Regions from separate parts of the Mus musculus genome. Here region 1 is linked to region 2. A link is a loop called in an ENCODE intact Hi-C map of the cell type or tissue named here. Cell type or tissue: left cerebral cortex. All regions are shown on one strand. Links, peaks and the distances in the headings refer to the core of each region. The heading gives the core; the rest is flanking DNA.

Evidence for each region. Hi-C counts contacts between places; a loop is a spot of excess contacts. Peaks named below come from ENCODE experiments on the same cell type or tissue, not always from the same donor. Only the 100,000 strongest peaks of a DNase experiment are listed, where the experiment ranks them.
Region 1: a loop joins it to region 2, with 2.6 times the contacts of the local background. A loop is called at or near these places in 17 of 42 quality-filtered maps.

What each region holds. Positions count from the first base shown.
Region 1 is chr8:25,777,848-25,789,617 of GRCm38, reverse strand. It overlaps Bag4 (BCL2-associated athanogene 4), which reads left to right and starts at 4,409. Exons shown (of 5, transcript NM_026121.3): 1 at 4,409-4,719. The coding sequence starts at 4,447. Lsm1 (LSM1 homolog, mRNA degradation associated) reads right to left here and starts at 4,027. Exons shown (of 4, transcript NM_026032.1): 1 at 3,901-4,027. The coding sequence starts at 3,946. It also overlaps the pseudogene Gm46037. In left cerebral cortex, for the core only: a CTCF peak has its summit at 8,088 (motif pointing left); DNase peaks (open chromatin) are centred at 4,115, 4,336, 5,122, 8,060 and 1 more place; H3K4me3 peaks cover 2,551 bases; H3K27ac peaks cover 1,502 bases.
Region 2 is chr8:25,987,315-25,999,084 of GRCm38, reverse strand. It overlaps Pomk (protein-O-mannose kinase), which reads left to right and starts at 4,964. Exons shown (of 5, transcript NM_029037.4): 1 at 4,964-4,998; 2 at 9,344-9,435; 3 at 11,445-11,590. Gm31402 (a long non-coding RNA gene) reads right to left here and starts at 5,791. Exons shown (of 2, transcript XR_378826.3): 1 at 5,522-5,791; 2 at 856-2,673. Fnta (farnesyltransferase, CAAX box, alpha) reads left to right here. Exons shown (of 9, transcript NM_008033.4): 9 at 1-397. In left cerebral cortex, for the core only: CTCF peaks have their summits at 4,924 (motif pointing right), 8,709 and 8,910 (motif pointing right); DNase peaks (open chromatin) are centred at 4,957, 5,582 and 8,903; H3K4me3 peaks cover 1,360 bases; H3K27ac peaks cover 971 bases.

The DNA.
Region 1 (11,770 bases), core at 1,465-9,464, 210 kb after region 2:
TTAGCTATAATTAAGTATCATAAGCATGCAAATCTTAATTATGTAAGACTTAAAAAAGAAACTAGACCTATCCCAGTTGGATCCTTAAGGATAAATAAATCTTGGCTATGAGAAAGAGAAAGTGGAAACAAAAGATTAGAGAATCTGTAAATTAAGTATAAGGGGAAGTAGCATGTTCACATTCGGCTCAAAGTTAAAAGAAAGAACAGGAGCTAAATTCTGACAAGTATTGAAGGCAGGTTTAACTTCAAAAGAATGAGGAAGCATGAAAGACTGATGTATAGAAAAATTGGCTTTTTTCCGACATCTTAGTGAGGCTGCAGTGATTCACACGACTCTCTGAGCTTCGCCATGCCGCCCAAAGACGACAAGAAGAAGAAAGATGCCGGAAAGACGGCCAAAAAGGACAAAGACCCAGTAAATAAATCTGGTGGCAAGGCCAAGAAGAAGAAGTGGTCCAAAGGCTGAGTTCAGAACAAGTTGAACAATCTTGTCCTGTTTGACAAAGCCACATACGACAAGCTTATTACTCCAGCTGTGATCTCCGGAAAGACTGAATTCAGATTCGAGGTTCCCTTGGCCAGGACAGCCCTCCAGGAGCTCCTTAGTGAAGGACTTATCAAGCTGGTTTCAAAGCACAGAGCCCAAGTCATTTACACCAGAAACACAAAGAGTGGAGACGCTCCGGCTGCTGGGGAAGGTGCATGAACAGGTAAATCAGCTGTACATTTGGGAAAAGAAAACTTTATTGAATCAAAAAAAAAAAAAAAAAAAGAAAGAAAGAAAGAAAGAAAGAAAGATTGGAAGTTACGATGCTAAGCCCAACTAGAATGTCTAGAGATGTAGAGAAAACAAACCCAACATGCAACTCAGACACCTAGTTTAGAGAACAGTAAAGTCTAGAGAACTAAGAAAATCCTCAAGAACTAGAGTTGGAGAAACCAAGAAAACAGAGGGCAGGTTCTATGGCTTGGTGGCTAAGAGCACTTACTGCTCTTCTAGGGGACCCAGGCTCACTTCCCAGCTCACACTACCTGATGTCAGTTCCTGCATGAACATAATCCATGTAAGCATACAGGTACACACATGTACACATAAATATAAATACCTAAATAAACCTTTTGAAAAACCCAAACACACAACACAATGTACAGCTGCACTTAAAAGGAAGGCCTTATATTTATAACTATGAATACAGCTTCGAGGGGCGAGGGGCTAGAAAACTGGCTCAACAGTGAAGAACACTGCTTCTCTTATACACCATGAGGTGGCTCTTTTTAACTCCATATCCAGGCCCTCCTTCTGCATCCTGCACACATGCACTTCATATAAATTCATTATTCATGTAGGCACAAACATATAAACAGTAAGTAAATAATCTCTAAAAATTCATAGGAAAAAAGATACACATGAATATAAATAAATCTTTAAAAATATTACACCTTTGGGCTGGAGATGGCTCAGCGGTTAAGAGCACTGTCTGCTTTTCCAGAGGTCCTGAGTTCAATTCTCAGCAACCACATGGTGGCTCACAACCATCTGTAATGAGATCTGGTGCCCTCTTTTGATGTGTCTGAAGACAGCTACAAGATACTTATAGATACTAAATACATCTTTAAAAAAATTTATATATATATACATATCTTCAAGCCAAAGCTAGGCAAGGTGGCCCATGTCTTTAACCCCAGAATTTTTGTTTGTTTGTTTTTGGAGACAAGGCTTATCTGTGTAACAGCTCTGGTTGTCCTGGAACTCACTTCGTAGACCAGGCTGGCCTGGAACTCACAGTGATCTGCCTGCCTTTGCCTCCTGAGTACTGGGATTTGAGCCACCAATACACAGTAACCCCAGAATTTTACAAACAGAGACAGAAGGAATGCTATGATTTAAAGGGGCCAGCCTGGTGGCTGCCCTTTCAAAAATGAACCAAACCAATAAAAAAAAAAAGAACAAAACCCCAAAGCTTCTGACAGCAAAATCTAGACAAAGATGGTCAGCAGAGTCAAAGCTGCAGTGCACTGGGGTACTCAGGAAGGGATGCGAGTCTGATGGAGACACACCACTGAGCTATATCTGAGCTAGAAGACTCAAGCATAGCTGAACCAGGCATGATGGCACCTATCTTAAATCAGAGCAAGGGAGAGCAGAGGCAGGGGCATTCTAGGATAGCCAGGATCATGGAGAGATCCTGTCTCAACCCAAGAACAAACAAAACAAAAACAAGCAATAACAACAAAAACAACTCGAAAAAACCAAAAGGCCCCATAAAGACTGGGACAGACACGTTCTAAAGGTTGTATATCAAATGAAAGGGTCTGAGATCCACAAAGTCCAAGAAGGCTTGAGAACACAAGCGCGTTTAGTAAGATAGCAGACTTGTTGTTAGAAGCTTCGGTAATTCACGTATCTAAGGAAAGGTGAAGGCAAAAAGTTCCACTAAGAGTATTTCATCACACTTCATAGATAGGCTTATAAAGTAGTGTATATGTGTATGCAGCTATAATACACATATAAATATATATTAATATCTATACCTGTAATATATGAGCAAACTTTAATATGTTTATCCCAGTCTATATAATCACAGCTGCTCTCTAATTTGCAAACTCACACAAAACATTTTTACTTGTTTGAAGTTGTAAATCATTTTGCTTTTGAAAAGTCACAGTATTAAAATGATTTTAAAATGCTGATTATAGACCTGAGAGATGGCTCAGTGCTAAAGAGTATTGTCTGGTCTTCCAGAGGACCCAGTACCCTCTTCTGTTCTCTCCAGCACCAGGCAAGCTCGCAATGCACATACATACATGCTCATATACAGCGGTTTTTTTTTTTTGTTTGTTTGTTTGTTTTTTTAATGCTGCTTTAAAAGTTATATTCATCCCAGCACTTGGGAGGCAAAGGCAGGAAGATTTCTGAGTTCCAGGCCAGCCTGGTGTACAAGGTGAGTTCCAGATCAGCCAGGGCTATACAGAGAAACCCTGTCTCGAAAAACCAAAAAAAAAAAAAAGTTATATTCAAGGAATCATACACAGGTAAGAATTCGGGGCGGGGGAATGAAAGTGGAGGCTGGAGAGATGGTTCAGAAGAGCACGTGTTGCTCTTGCAGAAGATCTGAGTTCCTTTCTCAGCACCCACACTGTGACTCTGTAACTCGGTCCATAACTCCAATTCCAGAGGATCCCAAGAAGAGAAAGTCATCTGGCTTCGTGGATACCAATATGCCCGTGGTTTAATTACATGTAGACGAGACATAAATACACAATAAATTAAACCTTTTAAAACCGAAATTGTAACCTCTTTATTTTTACAGGACTAACCTCCTTTTAGTAAAAGCAAAACTGTCAAACAGAAAAGAGTAAGTTTGAAGTGACTTAGCATTCGCAGAAAATCCCGTTATTACGTCCGGCACCTGTCTCTACAACTTTAATCTGAAAGTGCTAATGACCCTTACAGAAAAAGGAGAGTGCTAGTGGCTATACAACAGAAAGCCTACGTTCTCTGCTAATTAAATTCAACTGCTGTTGTCGGGTCTGGTGAGTCCTTTCTAGAAGCAATCTCCATCCATTCACTGTCAAACGCCTTACGAGGGGCGCAGCATCCGACTTGGGAACGCGAAGTGGCTCAGGCGACTTCCTTCGCGTGCTCTGCCCTTCACGTTCCCAAGTCGGATGCTGCGCCCCTCGGAAGGCGTTTCACAGCTTGGGGGGCGGGGGGCGGGGAGGTGTTACCCGCTCAAGGACAGAGAAGGCAGCTTGGGAAAAGGCTCCGTCCGAGGCTGTGAAGGCAGAACCACCCCGCCCGGGCCCAGAGATCACTCTCTGGGCCCTTGTCGAGGGACGCCCACTCGAAAAGGGGTCCCACACCAGGCTTCCCCCGAGGGAGAGGTTAGGTACTCACTGTCGATGTCCTCGATGAGGCTGGCGGTGCCGGGCATATAGTTCATGTTTGAGCTCTCGCAAGGCTGCACCGGACGGCCGCGAGGGCGTCCAGTCGCCCGTCGGCGGGACGCGGACGGGAACCGGCCGCTCACCTGCAGCTCAGACACCGCTAGTCGCCGGAAGCGTTTCAGGTGACCCCACCCACTTCCGGTATCGCCTGCCCGTCCGCCGAAAGAGGCGTGCCGGGCGTGTTGCCAGTCGGTGGCCGACCACGTTCTCTTCCCCTCCAGTCAGTGCAGTGAAGTCCAGGTCGGAAGGGCGGAGGATAGGCGTTTCCTCACGCGTGACGAGCGCTGCCCCTCGCCTCGCTTTCCCGACCCGAGGCCCGGATTGACCCGTACCGTCCATGACCGTTCCGCGCTCGGCGTGCAAGGGGCGGGACCGGCTCGGGATTGGCTGTAGCCGTCCTATCCCCCTCCGCCGCTCGCCAATAGCGGCCTCCCGCAGGCGCCTGCGCAATGGGACGGTCGTGGGGGGCGGGAAGCGCTTCGCGGCAGCGGAGCCCATGTCGGCCCTGAGGCGCTCGGGCTACGGCCCCAGTGACGGCCCTTCTTACGGCCGCTACTACGGGCCCGGGGGAGGCGATGTCCCGGTGCACGTACCTCCGCCCTTATACCCCCCTCTTCGTCCGGAGCCTCCCCAGCCTCCGGTTTCCTGGCGAGGGCGCGGGGGCGCCCCGGCCGAGACCACCTGGCCGGGCGAAGGCGCAGGTGGCGATGGCTACTACCCCTCGGGAGGCGCCTGGGCAGAAGCGAGCAGAGCCGGGGGAGGCCACCAGGTAAGCTTCGAAGTCTTTTCCGGGGCTCCAGTCGGGAAGTCTTGGGCAGAGGTGAGGACATTTGGGGGTTTTATACTTAGGGTCTGTTAGGACTCGGGTCTCTGATTTGTTCTTCTTTTGGGGACGGTGCAGAGACGAGGACCAGAGATGCGAGGGGAGCTAGGCTTGGGTTCCATTTGTCCCTTCGTTTTGTTTGTTTGTTTGTTTGTTTTTGCTTTTTTTTTTAACTTCAGCCATCATAAGTGTTCTTGTTAACCACGAAAAAAAAAAACGAAAAAATATTCTGCGCTGACTTCCTAAGCTTAGTAGCAGGCTGCAGGATCTCTTTCCCGAGAGCGTAGGTTAGCGTGATTGGGCTGTAACAATTTATCCTGCGTGGCTCGGGGAGCTGCAGCCCCAGCCCTTACTCAGCAGCCCCTCCCACGGGGAAGGGATCGAAACGGGGCGGGCTGATCACTTAGTTCCTTATCACTAAAGCTTTGCCTGGAATTGAATCAGGAGGGATCAATGTTGCAAAGTACCTTAATGTTCTATTTAATCATCGCAAGACTGCAAGACAGATGTTATTAATGCTTCCCAATTTTTGAATGGAGAAGGCTCTGAGAGACCGACTTGCTTAGTATGTTTGGACCTGTAACATTTTGTTGCTTGCATACATGCCAAAAGTGTGTTTCTATTTTATCTTCGTATGGGGCTATCATTCTAGGATGGTGGCACACATCTTTTGGCCTTTGTAACATTCTTACTTGCAGAAAATTAATTATAAAATTCTCACATATCCACGACGGGATTGTAAAATAGTACAGTGCTTTGGAAAATAGCTGGGTCGTTCCTAAAACTTCTGACAGAGAGTTAATTTATGATCTAGCAGGTCTACTTGTAAGTATACTCAAGAAATAGAAAACAAGGGCTGAAAAAACAAAAAACGACAAAAAAAAAGTCTGCTGGTGGTGGCGGCGCATGCCTTTGATCCCAACACTTGGGAGGCAGCCGGATTTCTGAGTTTGAGGCCAGCCTGGTCTACAAAGTGAGTTCCTGGACAGCCAGGGCTACACAGAGAAACCCTGTCTTGAAAAAAAAACAAAAAACAAAAAAACAAAACAAAACAAACAAAAAACAAGGGCTGGTGTGTTTAATCTCAGTACCCAGGAGGCTGAGGCAGACTAGCCAGCCTGGTTCACATGGACATAATGAGTTCCAGGACAGCCTGGACAACGTGGTGAGACCCTGTCTCAAAAAATGAACAACAACCACCACCACCACAACAAAGGAAAACATGTCCATATACTATTTAATACATCTTTTTAACATCATTAGTGATAATGGCCAAAAATTAGAAATAACTGGTACAGTTATCAACTGGTTGCTGGATTAACTAACATGGCTAACATTTTAGAACATAACATCTAGAAAGGTATGAATTGACCCCCCCCCTCCATCCCCACTCACATACTTGTTTCAACATGGAATGAACCTTAACTAGATCATGCTTGTTGGATGAAGTTAGTCAAAGGGTTGCATTTCATATTGTGTGATTCCATTTATGTGTAGTGCCCATAGGGAGCGATTCCTCCAGGCAGAAACATGGTGGGCTGCTAGGTTGGGGACTGGAAGGAAGAATTGCAAAACTGGGCTTTGAGGTGGTACAGTGTTCTGAAGTTGGTGAAGATGGTTTCCCAATTCTGAGTATCCTAAAAACCACTGAATTGTACATTTTAAACGGGTAGGCTAATTGTTCCTCTAAAAATTGTATAAGAATAGAAACCAGGTAGTATTCAGAAGTTAGCTGGAAGAAGGATCCCTATTTCCTGTGCTGATTCAGTAAGTAGGATGGGATAAGTAGGCCGGCGGATCTACTGTAATCACAGGATCTAGAGATGAAGGACTTTTGTACCCAGATTAAAGATCAGTTGATGAGGAAAAGGAGTCGAGCTTTAAACTGGCTTCTATCGAGTTTGCTATCAAAGTAAAAGTCTGTCTGGTTAGGGAAAGACTTGCAAAAGTTCAAGTTTAGCATCTGGTAGGGAGTTAAGAGGTTTGGAGTAGAGTTGTGCATATAGGGCAGATTATGGGGTTAGCATAGTTTGAGATAAACTGGAAATGAATAATGGGCATCTGTAAATTTTGTTTTGTTTTGTTTCAAGACTGGGTTTCTCTGTGTAGCCCTGGCTGTTCTGGAACACCATCTGGAGACCAGGCTGGCCTCCAGCTCACAGAGATCCACCTGCCTCTGCTTCTGCCTTTGCCTATGCATGTTGTCATAGATGTACTTTTTTTCCCCCAAATCCACAATCTTAACTTTATTGGCTTTTACTAAATTTTATAATACTTATGTGTGAAATTTAAAAAAAAAGTGCAGGGCTAAGAAGATGGCACACCTTGCAAGTAAAAAGACTGGGCTTTGGGGCTGGAGAGATGGCTCAGTGGTTAAGAGCACTGATAGCTCTTCTGAAGGTCTAGAGTTCAAATGCCAGCAACCACATGGTGGCTCACAACCATCTGTAATGAGATCTGACACCCTCTTCTGGGGTGTCTGAAGATAGCTACAGTGTACTTATGTATAATAATAAATAAATCTTAAAAAAAAACAAAAACAAAAAAAGACTGGGCTTTGGATCCCTAGAACCTACATAAATGTTGGGTGACTGGAGTGGCTCAACCTGTAATTCCGTCTTTAGAAAGTTGAGAAGGATCCCCAGAAGCAAGCTGGCTAGCAAGAGTATCTGGCCTTGGGGAAGAGGGGAGGATCTGGGTTTGTTTGAGAAACTGTGCCTCATGGAGTAAGGTAGAAGAAGTATTGAAAGAATCAGCCTTGGACCTCTGTATGTATGTGCATTACACAGGTATGTCCTCATACAATTAAGACTTGACAATTAATTTTCCAAGACAGGGTCTCTTGTATCTTAGACTGGCCCTGAACTCACTATGTAGCCAAGGAAGATCTTGAAATTTTCAGCTGCTTGCCTCTACCTCTCAAATGCTGAGATTATAGGTTAGCCCCACCCTTCCTGGTTTTTAAATTAACATATTGAAAACAGCTGGTGATGGTAGTGCATGTCTTTAGTTCTAGCATTTGGGAGGCAGAGGTGGATCTCTGAATTCAAGGCCAGTCTGTCCTATAGAGCAAGTTCCTAGGGTAGCCAGACCTCATAGAGAAACCCTGTTTCCAATAAAACAAAACAACCAAATGAAATTAATATATTTAAATATGGCACAGGGTTTTACCTTTAAAAAAAAGAGAGAGAGAGAACGTCCAGGCCTGAGCAGCTCAGTGGCTGCTCTTCTAGAAGACCTGGGCTCAATTCAGCATCCACATGGCAGCTCACAGCTGTCTGTTAACTCTAGTTGTAGGTGGTCCAGCGCCCTCTTATGGCCTACTCAGGCACCAGCCACACATACATACATGTGTTTGTAATATATTTATCCTACTGCCACAGTTCTTGGTTAGCCATCAGAACTGGATGATAAAATCCTATTGTTGAAGACACCACATACTTTGCAGACTGTAGAGAAATCAAAGCGAAACTGACCTGTAAACTTTCTCCCTTCTGGCTAGTTTTCATAATGCCTTGAGCTGCTGTGCAGGCTGCTTGAGGAAAAAGGTTTATGAACAGTCTTAACTCGCTGTGGATGTTGGTGTCTAAGAAACGTCCATCTTTGTCAGACAGGGATAGTTTATTGAGCATACACCCCAGGACTGGTCAACCAGGGCCATGGTCCAGATTTGGTAACAGCCATGATGCAAAGTTAAGATTCTACAGGGTTTTTAAGCCCCAATCCATTAACATCTGTGCCAAGTTATTCCACCAATCAGGATTTAGAGATAGGGGATTTCCTTAGGATTAAGTCTTTGTTGTACACTTATCCTGCTTGCATTGGTTGGGGTATTCAACTGTGGCTGGGGGCTTGCTTTGTCCTAACTTGTCTACCAGGATGGGACTTGTCTAACGTTCATGTCTTAACTTGCCAACCAGGATGTCAGTTATCCACATACATATTTCTTTCTGCCAAGTAGGATGTCTGTTCTCAGGGAGATCTTGGGAACTTAAATTTTACTCAACCACTACTCAAATGGAAGTCTTATTCCAAATAGTTTCTTCTGTTGATGCAGGTGTCTCCCTTATGTTGGAGTCCATCCCAGGGGCAGCTACACAGTTGTACTGATTTCTATCGTGATGGGTTCCCTAGGGCACAGAACATAACAGAATATGTAATCATCTTGGAATTAGAAAGTTTCCTAGTAACATCAGAAACATATGAGAAAGTTTTGCTATAAATGGCAGGCTAGCCAGGTAACTGTTTTACCTAGGTTCTAACAGTGGGCTCATGCTAAACCACTAACTTGCCTGGGAAAACGTGCCTACCTGTGTGATGGAGTGGCATGACTGTTGTAGGGTCCGAAGCACCTTGTGCTTTGAGCCCCACTCTCCTGGAGAGAATTCATTCCTGGTACTGTAAGCCTGCTCAGAACCCCATGGCTGGGGATGTCGTAGACCTGAGTGGGGAAACTGCTCCTACTGCTGTTTTGCTAAATGGACAAATTGTGCTCACCAAAGATCTTCCTTCTGATTATGTTTATGTTCACAGATTAGTGCTATTCTCAGGTTTGGTCAAAGGTTTGATAGTGTTGGTAGTGGTAGTGTGTGTGTGTGGGTTGTGTCAGTGTGTTGTAGTGGGTGGTAACTAATAATGCTCAGACAACTGGTTATTGTGCTGAAAAAAAGTCACTGTTATAGTGTTCAGCCCTAAAGAGGTCATGCATTTTATCCCCTCTGAGGATCAAAGAGCGCTACAGAAGCGGGAGTGGAAAGAATGTACGAGGCAGAGGAAGGAGGAGGGTGTTATGAAAGACTGTCTTCTGGGTATGACCCGATGGCTGCATTGATGAACTCACAGCAGCTGTGGTTACTATTTAAGACCTACACACCAGTGGGCTCAGAAGCACTCCATCCTTGACAGGGAAGAGGCTCATTAGGACCCACATTTCTGAGGATTTGTAGGCCATAAACAGAAGTTGGTAGAGAGTGGCTGACAAGGCACTCCCCCTTCCAGGGGAGAATGACAGTTAATAGTTGCTGGGGATGGGTTGGAGGTGGTCTTCAGTGATGTTTTTTTGTGAGGTGAGTCTGGCTGAAGAAAGAAAAGCAAGGAGCTATGGCGTTAGGAAGCTGAGTCAGGAAGAGAGGGAATGAATAGTGGGAGGATCCTGGTAGCTAAACTGAACCTTAGAGATTCACCTGAAGGGACTGACTCTTAAGAGTCTGAAGATGTAGGCCTGGGTTCACCACATCTAGAACAGTCAGCTTGTTGTCTTCTTGGTAGAGAGCGTAGATATACAATAACTCTAGGTTTAATCCAGCATAGTCAACAAACCATAAAACCCATCTATATAAGGGGAATAAAAGTGGTTTGTTATGAGCCAAAAGTGCACTTAAACTGTAAGTTCAAAGAATAAAACATATTGTGTGTTCAGCTAGACAGTCAGAAAGGTTTAAGAATTGAGCAGGGCAGTGGTGGCACACACCTTTAATCCCAGCACTTGGGAGGCAGAGCAGGCGGGAGGCCAGCCTGGTCTACAAAGTGAGTTCCAGGACAGCCAGGGCTACACAGAGAAACCCTGTCTCGAAAAACCAAAAAAAAAAAAAAAGAATTGGTTTGGAGCATTCTTACAAGAGTTAGTGTCTTAATGTAATTTATTTAAAGACAAAGCCCTGAAAAGATGGTGCTATCACAGCTTGAGTCACACGTTCCAGTTGTGATTGCTCTATATGAGTTGATGATACTGAAGTTATAAGCAGAAAGTACTGGAATACAAGAAAAAATGTATAGATATACTTGTGTGTGATTGGACAGGGAAAAGAATGGCAGGTTCCCGCAGTTCACCCCCAGCTACTCTCTTCCTGTGGTCCTGCTGCCTCTAGACTAGCCTCTGTGTGGTGGTCTTCTCAACTCCAGTTCGCCTGTTTCAGAGCCACTTGTACCTTCTCAGCCACCCACCCCCTGTGGTCGGTGGTCCCAAATTCCAGTAACCCAGAAAATCAAAACTCTAGAAGCTTGTAATTAATCAGTCAGATTTATATATCAATAAATTTTCAATTCACAAGATGCCAACACGATAATTTCAGAGCCAGTTGATAATGATACAAGGTACCCACCTAGATTACACAAGTTATTCTATCCCTATGTGATATTATAGCTACCTGTGGCTAAAAAGCCATGTGGAATGTGAATCGTCCTGCTCATCCTCCATCTTCCTCCTCTTCCCTCCCTCCTCCATCCCTGTCTCTGAAACTCTTCCCTCTGCCTCCCTTTTCCCTGTCCAATCACAGGCTTCTTGTATTAATATTTAAAGTGATTGGACAGGGAAAATTCTGCTACCCTTGTGTAGTAAGAGTTTTGTGTTCCAAAGTTGTTGGGTAAGTATAATTCTAAATAGTGATGATGCATAACTTATTTTGTACCAGTTAAATAGGGTAAATATTTCATATCTGAATGTTTGTGACCAGAAAGAAGTATTTCAGATTTCAGATTTTTTGTTTGTTTGTTTGTTTTTCAAGACAGGGTTTCTCTGTGTAGCCCTGGCTGTCCTGGAACTCACTCTGTAGACCAGGCTGGCCTCGAACTCAGAAATCCTTCTGCCTCTGCCTCCCAAGTGCTAGGATCAAAGGCGTGTGCCACCACCACCCGGCCAGATTTCAGATTTTTGAAAGCATAAAACATGAGTTATTTTGAAGGCAGGACCCGAATCTAAACATGAAATTTATTTATGTCTAACTTTTACATGTGGCTTTGAGGATAACTGTACGGCATTTTAACACCCTGCATTGTTTGTTTTGCTGGGCTGAGGATGGAACCCAAAGCCTCTAAGTGAAGTGCTTATGAAGTGCTCTCCCACGGGACCACACACCCATTACCTGCATTTGACTGCAGCTTATCAAATGAGATCAACTATGAATTTTTCCTCTTGGGACATCATATCAAAGTTCTAAATGTCCAGAATTAGAACAGTTTGGATTTCAAAATTTCACATTGGGTATACTCAAAATGTACT
Region 2 (11,770 bases), core at 1,292-9,291:
TGCGGCAACTGCGCCTGTTGGTTAGAGCTGCTGTGCGCACTCACAGGATCTTGCTATCACTGTAACCAACTAATGCCAAAAGAAAGGTTTTATAATAAAGTCACATTATCTATAAACAATTCCATAGTGTTTGATGTTTAACAGTATATAAGGGACAAACAAGAAGCCCAGTGCTTGGGAGGCTGAGACAGGAGGATTGCTGCAAGTTTGAGCCAGTCTGGACTACATAGAGAGGTTTGGGCCAGTTCAGAATATAGAGGGTAGCCTTCTTTGAAAAAAAAAAAAAAAAGTCAAAAACTTAAAAAGAAAATATTACTATACATTTTGTGATTATGGGAGGGAAATGTGAATTTATTAAAAATGGAAATTGGTCCTGTTTTTCTTGTCAGCAACAAAATGGACTCAAGATAATTTAAACTGAATTTAATCAGCATAGATAGCTCACAGTCATTGCCTCATCTTCTGAAGTCTATCCCACATCCACGCTATGCCATAGCAACAAGTTGCTGCTGCCTGTACCAGAGCTGGGAAACTGCGGCGTGAGGAGTTGGAACGCACGGTTCCCTATGCCAGCTCTAGGTTGCCACCTTCTATGGAAGCACACTTGCGATGTACTGGCCGACCAGAGGCTCTGAAATGTAGTCCCTTGATTTCTGGCCTCTACCAGTCACTTGAGACTAGAGTGGGGTTAGAAAGGAGTCTGAGTGCCTCAGAGTAGTGTGTTAGCCGCAGCAGCAGTCCATAGGGATTTCAGTGTTAGGACACCAAACCGCAGCTGAGGAGATCCCTGTGAAGACTTGAATAAGCCTCTTCTCCACATAAAGTTGGGAAGTAACTTTTAGTAGAGAAAATACATTTAAGTCACTTTTAACATTTTATTTTTGTTTTTACATCTTATGTCAGTGTTTGTCACTTGTAGATCTCCCAAATCTCTAGTTCTATATTTGAAAATAGCATTTTTATTTTATTTTTTTTTTTAGCAGCATTGAAGTAGAAACAACAAAACACAGCCTAGTAGTCAACTGTAGTGGTGTACGCCTCCAAGGAGGCAGAGTCAAGTGTATCTTTGTGAGTTTATGACCAGCCTGGTCTACATTTCAGAGTCCGGGTCCTCTAGGCCACATAGGAAGACTTTGTCTCAAAAAAACAAAACCCGCCAGTCTAAGAACATTTATCCTCAGAAATTGCTGTCAGCGACTTACCTTTGTTTCTAGGGCCCAGCATGGTAGCACATAGCTAGGATCCCTGCACGCAGAGGTTTACAAGTTCAGTGGCGGTCTGGGCGACCAAGTGAGATTCTGCCTTGACCAAAACAAGCAGGCATGGCGATATGTGCTATAATTCCCATGCTCCAGAGGCTACTGGGTAGCCAGACCCTGCCTTCAGAGATGCTTCTGTTAGTCTGTCCTCAGGCTGCTCCGCACCCTCTGCTCTGCCATCACTTCTGTGTTTGTCCCTCAGATCCACCATAAGAACAGTGTGTGCCCACAACAGCTCAGCCATTTCCGCCCCTTTGAGATACTTTGTACTTTAAGGTTTGTTTCAAGAGTTTGCATGTCCTTCAGCATTATTTTGGTCATGAGCAGAACCCTCGTCATTAGCATAGTTCTCGAAGTGTCCTGTGTGGTTGGAATCAGGTGTGTGATGTCCAGGTCAATCGGCCTCCGAGTGCTGAGATTAAAGGCAAGTCCCAGCACACCCTACACACAGAACATTTCGTTTTCACGGAGAGCCCATGTCAGTTCTCTGGCCAGAGACCCAGATTCCAGTTTGACAGTCAAGAACCTGCGCAGCAATCTACAGAAATGCACAGCGCCGAGAAGTAGGGATTGGGTGCTCAACCCGACGTGAGGCATCTGACTCAGGAGGAGGAGGCAGGATGGATGTAAGAGCCAGAGGACAGGGCGAGGAGGAGCGAGTGCCGGTGGGATGCTGGCTGTGAACGGGGTGGGCCACAGCTGTTGTGCTCAGAAACTCAGAGCCACTGTGATTACCTGCAAAGCATTGAGCCAGCTGAAACTCCAGCATAGCCTGGGGAAGTGCTTTCTCCCCTAACCCCTTACCAAGAAAAGACTGCCACTCGATCACTGGATCGAGAATCCTTTCTGAAGGTGAAGCCATTGGTAGGTTTCCTATGCTCAGATGGCCTCTCTAGGTGTGTACACACCTGTACGTGCATGTGCACACTCATACCCGCTGGCTGTTTCTGATACTAGAACAAGGGACTTGTGTGCGGAAAAACAAAGGCAGGACTGCTGTGAAGCAGCTGAGGACTCACACAGAATCTCTACAGAATCCTGCTGGCCCTGAAGGTTCCATATAGGGGCAGCCCCAGTAGGAGCAGCACCAAGGGGAGGGCGGGGAGACATGGAGGTGGGAAGGGGACATGTTGGGAAGAGAGTGTAGAAGGGAAATGGGGGAGGATTTGACCTTAATTCATTCCCTAAGAATAAGAAAAAAATAATAATTTTAAAAACACACACAGACAAGAATCTGCCTACGTCCACAATCGTGCTATAGCAATGAAGCAGGTTGGGCCTGGGGAGGGAGGCAGGGCGAGCTGGTTTGGGCTTCCTCAGAGTCCATTTCCACTGGGTAGAAAGGAAGGCTTTACTGTGTTCTGGTCCTGCAGTTTTTGGTTGGCAGTCACATATGCTACTGTGGTGCAGGTGGCTGGGAATAAATAAGGAAAAGGCAGAAGTGAGAACAGGGATAGAACAACACAGAAATGAGGGTTTCCTCTACTTCCTGACTTAGGAGTCTTCTTTGCTGCTCCGTGGTTAACTAGAGGACTTCCAGGTTTTAGCCGTACTGAATTTAGGTCAGGGGAGAACAGAGCAGACATCCCCTGACCAGATCCATGCTGCTCCAAATGCCAGTCTTCCTTGACCACACAAATAGCTCTACCCTTAATTTTGCTTGGATTTTGAAGCTGTGCTTTATGGAAGTTTCCCATCTTTCTCGGAAGTCCCCTCCCCATCTTTTGTTGAAATCACTGTTTTATTGGCTTCCGGGGTGTGAGGATAGCATGGGCTCCTGGAGTCGATCCAGGTGCCACAACATTAAAAACATTTTTAAAGCATGGGATTGTTTCCCACCCTTAGCCATTGTCTTAGTTAACTTTCACCTTGTAATCAAATTCTCTGACAAAAGCAACTTGTTACTTTGTTTCATTATGCCAAGGGCACACAGGCTATCATTTCAAGACGGATACAGCAGCAGACAGTGAGTGATTTGATGGCTGCCCCATGGGAGATTGGCACTCAGACCCAGGAAACAGAGCGTGAACAGGAAGTAAGGCCTGTTAAGGAATCGCATCCTCTAACAGGGCTCCACTTCCAAAGCAGCCTGCCCCGCAGAGGACCACGTGGACCTATGCGGGATGCTTAGCATCAAAAGCACTACATCCATGTGCCATGAATAGCTCTTCATGTCAGGATGCATCATCACAGCATCACCTAATGTCACGTTTATTTGGTGTGTGTGTGTCCATGCGTGTGCATTTGGAGATCTAAGGATGACATGGTGAGAATCCTTCTCCCCTCCCCTAGGAGGGGTCCTAGGAAACTGAACTTAGATGGTCAGGCTTGGTGGCAAGCACGCTGACCTGCTGGCCATCTCTGTGGCCCCCTGCAGCATCATCACTTATTATAGCAAACTCTATATAACACACCTCCTGATTTTAGTCCTTTTGTAACAGGTTGCTTTGGAATTTATTTTATGTGGCTGGGTGTTCTGCGTGCTTATATGTCTGAGCACCACGTGTGTGCAGTGCCCTCAGAGGGCAGAAGCGGAGGAGGTCTAATCCTCTAGAACTCAGTTACAGGTGGTTGTGAGCTGCCAAGTGGATGCCAGGAACCCAGGTTCTCTGGAAGAGCAACCAATGCTCTTACCTACTGAGGGGGTCTCTCCAGCCCGTATCTGAGTCATTTTTAAGTGTTTATTTCAGTGGCATCCAATATATTCACATTATTTTACAACCATTACCTCCATCATCACCAGAAGTTTTAAAGCTTCACAAACTGAAACTATTCATTAAACAGTGTTCTTAATGGTGTTTTTTATATAATGCCTATAATTTATTTCTGAAATACTTGCTGTTATACATCCAGGTATATTTTCTACTATAAATAGCCCTGGTGCTGGAGAGATGGCCCCACAGAACCTGAGTTTAGTTCATATAGCATTGGTATCTGGGGGACCACAATTACCAGCAAGTCTATCTATCACTCCTGGCCTTTGAGTTCTCTGGCACACCACACACAAACGCATTTGTCAGTCTGAGAAGCAAAAGTTGCTTACAGGGATTCTTTGAAGGGAGTTTTGTCGGTTCCTCTAGTGCTTCCTAGATCAAGATTCTGGGTTCTTTAGCATGCTTAGAGTTTGGATAATAAACATAGATGGTTTTTGTTTTTACCCACACACTGTATGTTTTGATTTCAAATCTGGAAAATAAATCAGTTTAGAAGTAGATGATATGTCTGATTTTCCATTTCCCAACCTTACCCCTCCCATTTCACTTCCAGTACTAATACTAGTGTAGCACGCTGAGACCTTCCAGCCTTCGCATGACTTGAGGTTTGGCCCTGAAATCTGTGACGCGCAGCTTGGCGTCTCAGGCCAAAGCTCCAAAGTCACATAGTTTTCAAAGCCAGAGGCATTATCAGTGCACTGAGCCTCACTCTGCGATTTGCTCGTGTTGCTTTTCTGAGGATCACTCTTTGGCAGCCACCGCTTTGCAGAGAGTGTAGAGCTGTAGATCAGGAAGCAGCCCCTCTGAGGTCCCCAGTCCCAGGCTCAACCTTGCTGTTGCAGCCTGGCCTTCACCAGTTTGGCTAGAGGAAATGAGGACCAGGGTATGGATGACCGCGCCTACGCTGGCGCGGGCGTCCACTGTAAGGCAAGAGGCGGCCACCAGGAGGCAGCCTCACGCTCGTCTCCGACCGCTTCCGGCCGCGCAGGCGTCCTGGAATGCGAGCCGGATTTGGTGGTCGCCAGGTAGGCTCCGGGGCGTAGTGAAGCGGGACAGGGTTCTGTGGGGCCTTTCCAAGCCTGACCCTCCTGAGCCCCCGGACCCAATCCCAAAGTGGATCCTCTCATGGGGATCATGAAAACTAAACCGGGTACTGGTGCTGGCTCCTCCCGTGCTTACCGCGCACCCCTCCTCCGGGTGCACCATGCATTCCCTTTGGATGCTCACCACGCAACCCCTCTCCCGGTATCCATGGTATCCCAGTACCATGCACCGGGAGCTGCTATTGAACCATGTGAGCGGAGGCTGTCCGCCATGCTCTCGCTTTCTCTCCCCCTCTTTGTTAAAAACCAGTTTTAGACCTTTAGTAAATTTGATGCCCCCCGCCCCCACCTTCGCCTGTCCAAACTAAATAACATCCAGACTGTTTAAATAGTTATCGGGAAATGAAATTTAGTCTGAATTGGGTGACACCAGCTCCTTCTCGAATTGTGTAAAATATTCTGCATATTGGCAATTCATTTAGTTGACTTATTTCCCTTGACTAACCTAAGCAGTCGACATACAGCAGCTGGTCCTTTTTCACCGTTATCAAATAGCCTTGGTGTTTAAACAGTGCCGGAAGTTCCCGCTCTGCCGACCACACATACTCACTTCTTTAAGCTCTGGGCTGCCTGGGCGGTCCACAAGAAACAGGTGTGTTAATCGATTGCCAAGCAAAGAGGGTTCCGCATAGATCTGATAGTATGGATTCTAAGGCTGGAGAGATGGCTAGTGGCTAACAGCACTCGTTGCAGAGGACCTGGGTTCAATTCCCTAATAGCTCCCCACTGTCCATAATTTCCGTTTCAGGGAATCCAGCACTGTATTCTGACCTCCCTCGGCACCAGGCACACATAGCACATATTGTACAGTGTGCATGCAAGCGAACACTCCTGTGTATAAAATAAGTAGATTGAAAAATATGAATTCTGGGTTCCTGCAGCATTTTGTCAGTGTTGCTGGCCTTTCTTGCTATGGTCAGCTTTTAAAGGGGAAGGATTTTCTTGGGCTCAGCCGTGGGATTCTTTGCTTATGGCCTGTGGTCATTATGCTCGTCGTGGCGGGAGAGAGCGGTGGAAGAGAAAATTGAAGAGGGGAAGACCATGATGGGAGAGGTCATCTTACTTCCTGGCATCCTGGAAGCACAGAGACACAGGCTGAGGGCCCAGTGTCTCCTTCTAGGTCACGTGTTACTGACAGAAGCTTCCTTGTAGCAGACTCTGCCTCCTCGAGGTTCTGCTGCTGTCTGGTAGTGCCAACAGCTGGAGACCAAGTCTTTAATGAATGGGCCTTTGGAGGATGCTCACCCAGACCATAGGGGACTGAACATGCATATATGGTACTGGAGTATGAGTAGTGGGTGAGAATTTTTTTTTTTTTTTTAAGATTGTAAGTACACTGTAGCTGTTTCAGACACACCAGAAGAGGGAGTCAGATCTCATTACAGATGGTTGTGAGCCACCATGTGGTTACTGGGATTTGAACTCAGGACCTTCGGAAGAGCAATCAGTGCTCTTAACCGCTGAGCCACCTCTCCAGCCCCCAATAAAGACAGTTTCTGTGTGCTGCCACAAATCCCTTGCAAAAACCCTGGAAAGGGGCTGACAATTTTACATTCAAAAGTGTGTGTGCCTATGTGCGTGTTTCACACGTGTGTCATGGTGTACATGTGGAGGTCAGAGTGCAACATGGGTGTGGCTCTTGGCCTCCTGCCTTGTTTGAGACGGTGTCACTTTGTGGTGTCCCGCCATGTGTCTGGCTAGCTGGTCCAGCAGCTTTTCGACTATCCGCCACCAGTGGGATTACAGTACATCTGGCTTCTTTGGGATTCTGGGGTCCTCACTACCCATTGAGCAATCTGCCCAGTCTGCCTTGTGTTGTTTTCTTGGGGAGCATCCTTTCCTTCCTAAAACGGTATGAGCTCTAGGCTGCATGAAGCTTGCATTCACCCAGTGGCCAGGTAAGATGAGGGGGAGGTTAGGTTGAGACTTGACACTGGGAAGATGTAACCATGGTGTTGGTGTGGCGACACCGGGTGCAAGAAGAAATGGGTGGATGAGAGGCGTTACAGGTCGGATCCCACAGAGAACTGAAGAAGAGACGCGGGGGGGGGGGGGGGCGTGAGGAGTTGGTACATTCAAGTCCCTGCTGTTCGAGGCACTGCAGACAGTGGGAAACCAAACAGAACAGGAGACAGACATCAAGGAGCACATAATCTAGAAGGGAAAGGCCTACACAGCTCCCAAAGGGTTTCTTTGAACACCTAGGAGTAGATGGGGGCTGGAGTGTGGCCCATAGCATGCATGCGTGCGTGTAGAGAGGTAAGCCAGCCAAGACTGGGTTCCAGGAGTTTATGTTCCCGTTGGTATTCTCCAGGGCACCGCATCGTAGAATATGCTAAGCACAACTATCTACATCCCTAGTCACTCAGGACTCATCCATGCATGTCTTAGTCAGGGTTTCTATTCCTGCACAAACATCATGACCAAGAAGCAGTTGGGGAGGAAAGGGTTTATTCAGCTTACATTTCCACATTGCTGTTCATCACTGAAAGAAGTTAGGACTGGAACTCAAGCAGGTCAGAGAGCAGGAGCTGATGCAGAGGCCATGGAGGGATGTTCTTTACTGGCTTGCTTCCCCTGGCTTGCTCAGCCTGCTCTCTTATAGAACCCAAGATTACCAGCCCAGAGATGGTCCCACCCACAAGGGGCCTTTCCCCCTTGATCACTAATTGAGAAAATGCCTTATAGTTGGATCTCATGGAGGCATTTCCTCACCTGAAGCTCCTTTCTCTGTGATAACTCCAGCTGTGTCAAGTTGACACATGAAACCAGCCAGTAGAACGCATTTAGACGTGTGTGTTCCTCGGGACACAGTGGGACTATTGAATGCTTGTATTTCCCGGCCAGGAGGATGTGAGGGTGGGATTAAATCTGTGGTTTGGAAGGATCAGGCTCTGTGACCGAGACTGTGGCTCAAATTGTTCAAATTGTGTGTTTCACACCTGGGTGGTTGTGAATGTTTATAATCCCAGCACATAGGAGACATGGGAGGCAAGACGTATGTATAGTTGCTCTTTCTATACCATGAGGCTGGGGCGAGGGGGGGGTGGGAATTAATTCACTAATGGTCCTAGAGTCAGTCGCAACTAATGAAGTACAATAGATGCATCTCTAAAATACATTGTGGTGGGTGGGCTGGCAAAATGGCTCAGTGGAGATTGGGGCTTGCTGTCAAACCCAGTAACTTGAGTTCAGCCCTCAGGACCCACATAGTAGGAGAGAACTGGTTCCTACAAACTGTTTTCTGACCTCCACATGTATGCCTTAGCAGGTGTCATCTTTCTATATTCAGATAAATAAATAAAATGTAAGAAGTTATAACAACAATTATGCTGTGCTTTAAAAAACATTAGTTGTAGAGTGTTCGCTGCTCTAGCTGGTGTTGTGAACCTGTGAGAACAGGGCCTAAAAATGAGGCAGACGAAAGTCTCTCCCCGTAGCCATCTTTATTCAGAGCATCGGACAACTTATACTCTGAGGGTTAAGGAGAGTCATCTGGGCCAAGTGTCCAATCACAAGGGCAAGCCGCATGTGGCAGACAGCATTCTCCCATAGAGTCACGTGGATAACTGCAGCTGAAGTAAACCCACGCCTATCCGCTCCATCTGGGAGGAGCATTAAGAGCACATTCCAAGACTGATTCTGTGGGTCTAAGAAACCGAGGTCACAGGACTCTTGGGTTGTTTTCTTGAGTCTTCTCACAAGCTCCCAGAGTTGCCCTCGCACAACAGTTTTGGACTGTTCTCCCACAGCAGAATTCCAGGCTACAGCAAGAAGCACAATGCCTGAGAAGTTGGGCGGAGAGACTTGTGCTCTCAGGAACACGCGGGTTCGACGGCGTCCACTAGAGGGCCTCGTCTTAGCATTCATCCAGAGGGCTTAGAGAACTTTTCAAAGCAGACTTTGATTCTGATCAGTCCGTGAGCACCTAGGAAATTGTTCGTCCTCCCAAGTTCCCAGATCCACAACTGGAGAGCACCAGAGAACAACCATGAGGCTAATGAGGGGATGACGAGGGCATCAGAGGTGCTCCAGGGGTATATGTAACATTTCAATTCTTTCTCAGAGATCAAGCTGGGGTGTGTTGTAGCTCAGTGAGGGAATCACGTGCTATGCAAGATTCTGGGTTGGGCCCCAGTAAGCCACCTTCAAAAATAAATATATGTATATGTATTTTTTTTTGAAAAATTGAAATATAGTCAGGACAAGTATAGATTAACAAAGACAGAATAGATGGTTATAATTTTATTTGTATTTTTCTTTTGAGGCATTTTGTGAAAGAAGGAAGATCCTGTCTGCTGCATGGATAATGGACTGGAACACAGAAAGACCATGCAGGGTTCGGCTGTAGAAGGCCAGGTAAGGGGTGCTGGTGGCACATGACAGGGGTGGAGTGAGGGAAGGGCAGCTGAGAACAGGCTAGAGTCAGGTGATACAGTATGTATGTAGGACTTGGGCTGATTCTGGGCTCAAGGGAGGGAAGGACGGAGTCACTCTGATCGGTGTCGTGAACGATGAATGGATTCTGTCCGAATGAAAGAGTGAGAACCCCAGAGAAGGGGTGTGCTGGGGAGGGGGCAGGGGGCATCCAGACATGGAGCCCACGGAGTGTTGGGAGAAAGATGTGGGCTACAGTGTAAACTTAGGGATTGTGAGCATTTACAGAGCTACCAGAGACCCAGCATGAGGTGAAATGACTTCGGTCTGCAAGAAGGAAGGAATCCTACCATCTGATGCCAGGTTTGGCCAGCTACAATCGACCGCCTGGTTTTATAAAAACCAGGAGCAAAGCAAGCACTTACCAGTGAGCTGTATCCGGCCACTTTCTCTCAGTAAACCCTGGGTAAGAGTTATGTTGTGATTGCATAAGAACCGGACGACGTTCAGAGTCTTGTGTCTGTTGAGTAGACGGTGTTAGAGCGCAGCCTCAGAGCTTTGGTTTTGCACTCGGCAGCAGCTTCTCTGACACCCCACAGCGGAGCCGAGTGGCAGACAGGTGATCCAGGGCACCTGTCCCCTTTCTGCACCTCACAACACCCATGTGGTTGTCACTTGGTTTTGACATTGACTCCTGAGCCTATTTAGCATTTGATACTTTGTAGAGAAAAAACAATTACAACCCCTAGACCTAAGGTCTAAGTTGAGGCACACCTGGTCCCTCTAAGGATTATGAAGGTGAGCTGGAGAGAAGGCTCAGTGGATAAAGGTGCCTGGTGGGTGAGCCTGTCACATTGTCACATCTTTTTTTTTTTTTTTTTTTTTTTTTTTTGGTTTTTCGAGACAGAGTTTCTCTGTATAGCCCTGGCTGTCCTGGAACTCGCTCTGTAGACCAGGCTGGCCTCGAACTCAGAAATCCACCTGCCTCTGCCTCCCAAGTGCTGGGACTAAAGGCGTGCGCCGCCGCCACCACCTGGCCTGTCACTTCAGAACCCACTTAAAGATGCAAGAGAGAATCAGCTCCACACAGCTGTCCTCTGACCTCTCCATGCTTGCTGTAGCTTGTGCTCACCCTACCCACACACCATCGTCATCATCAACATAACGTTTTTAAATATATTAAGTCTATTTAAATATATGTGTATAAATACATTTATAAATAAATATGTAAATACATTAAAAATATATATCCTGAAAGAGAAACGGCAAGTCCGTGATGGACACAGTTGTCTCAGCTCTTGTTAGCTCTCTGAAGATGCCCTGAGGAAGCTGCCTGGGGATTAAGATGAGTCCGGACCCTGTGGAAAGATGAACAAGTGACCCGAGTCACCTGCTGGAGCTAGCTGGGCAGACCCAAGCCTGTGGGGTGAACCAGTGAGGTGGCCTCCAGGTGGCCTCTCTGACAGAAACCAAAGTGACTGCAGAGTCAGGGTCTCCTGAGCGCACCCTGAGCACAGCAGGAATGAGCACAGCGTTTTGTTCTGTGGTATAAGCGAAAGCCAGTGAACTGTCAGTTCTAGTGTCTCCTCTTGCTGCTGTGCCAACACCACCCGTGTCCTCTTGGGCTTAGAAAGAGGAGGGAGAGATTCCTTATTTACCAATGTGAAATGTGTAGCGGAATAGATTTGGGGGAGAAGACTTGAAATTGAGTTGAATTAGTCTTTTAAGTTGAGATATAATTTGGTTTGTTTAGGCTTTTGGTTTTGTTTGTTTGTTTTTTGAGACAGGGTTTCTCTGTATAGCCCTGGCTGTCCTGGAACTCACTTTGTAGACCAGGCTGGCCTCGAACTCAGAAATCCACCTACCTCTGCCTCCCAAGTGCTGAGATTTAAAGTGTATGCCACCATTACCACCATTACCACAACCCGTTTCTAATTTTTCATCTATGGGTATTTTGCTTACACGTGTGTCCGTGTGCTATGTGATTGCAGTATCTCCAGAGGCCAGAAGACACCATCAGATCTCCTGGGACTGGAGTTATAGAGGTTGTGAGCTGCCATGTTGAACCAAGCAGGTCACTGAGGGACACAGGCATGTGGATGGAAACCCTGCTGGGAGAAAAAAGAAACTGCTGAAGGTAACTTTTTTTTTGTCACTATTGATGCTGGGTCCCCATGTCCCCAGCCTGAGAGTCAGCTTAGAAGATCTCTCTCCAGCACCTCCAGGGACAAGCATCCTTTGTTTGAGGGTGTATCTCAGACTTATCCCCATCCAGGCTCCTCCATCCAGGCCCCTCCATCATGGCCGCTTTGTGATG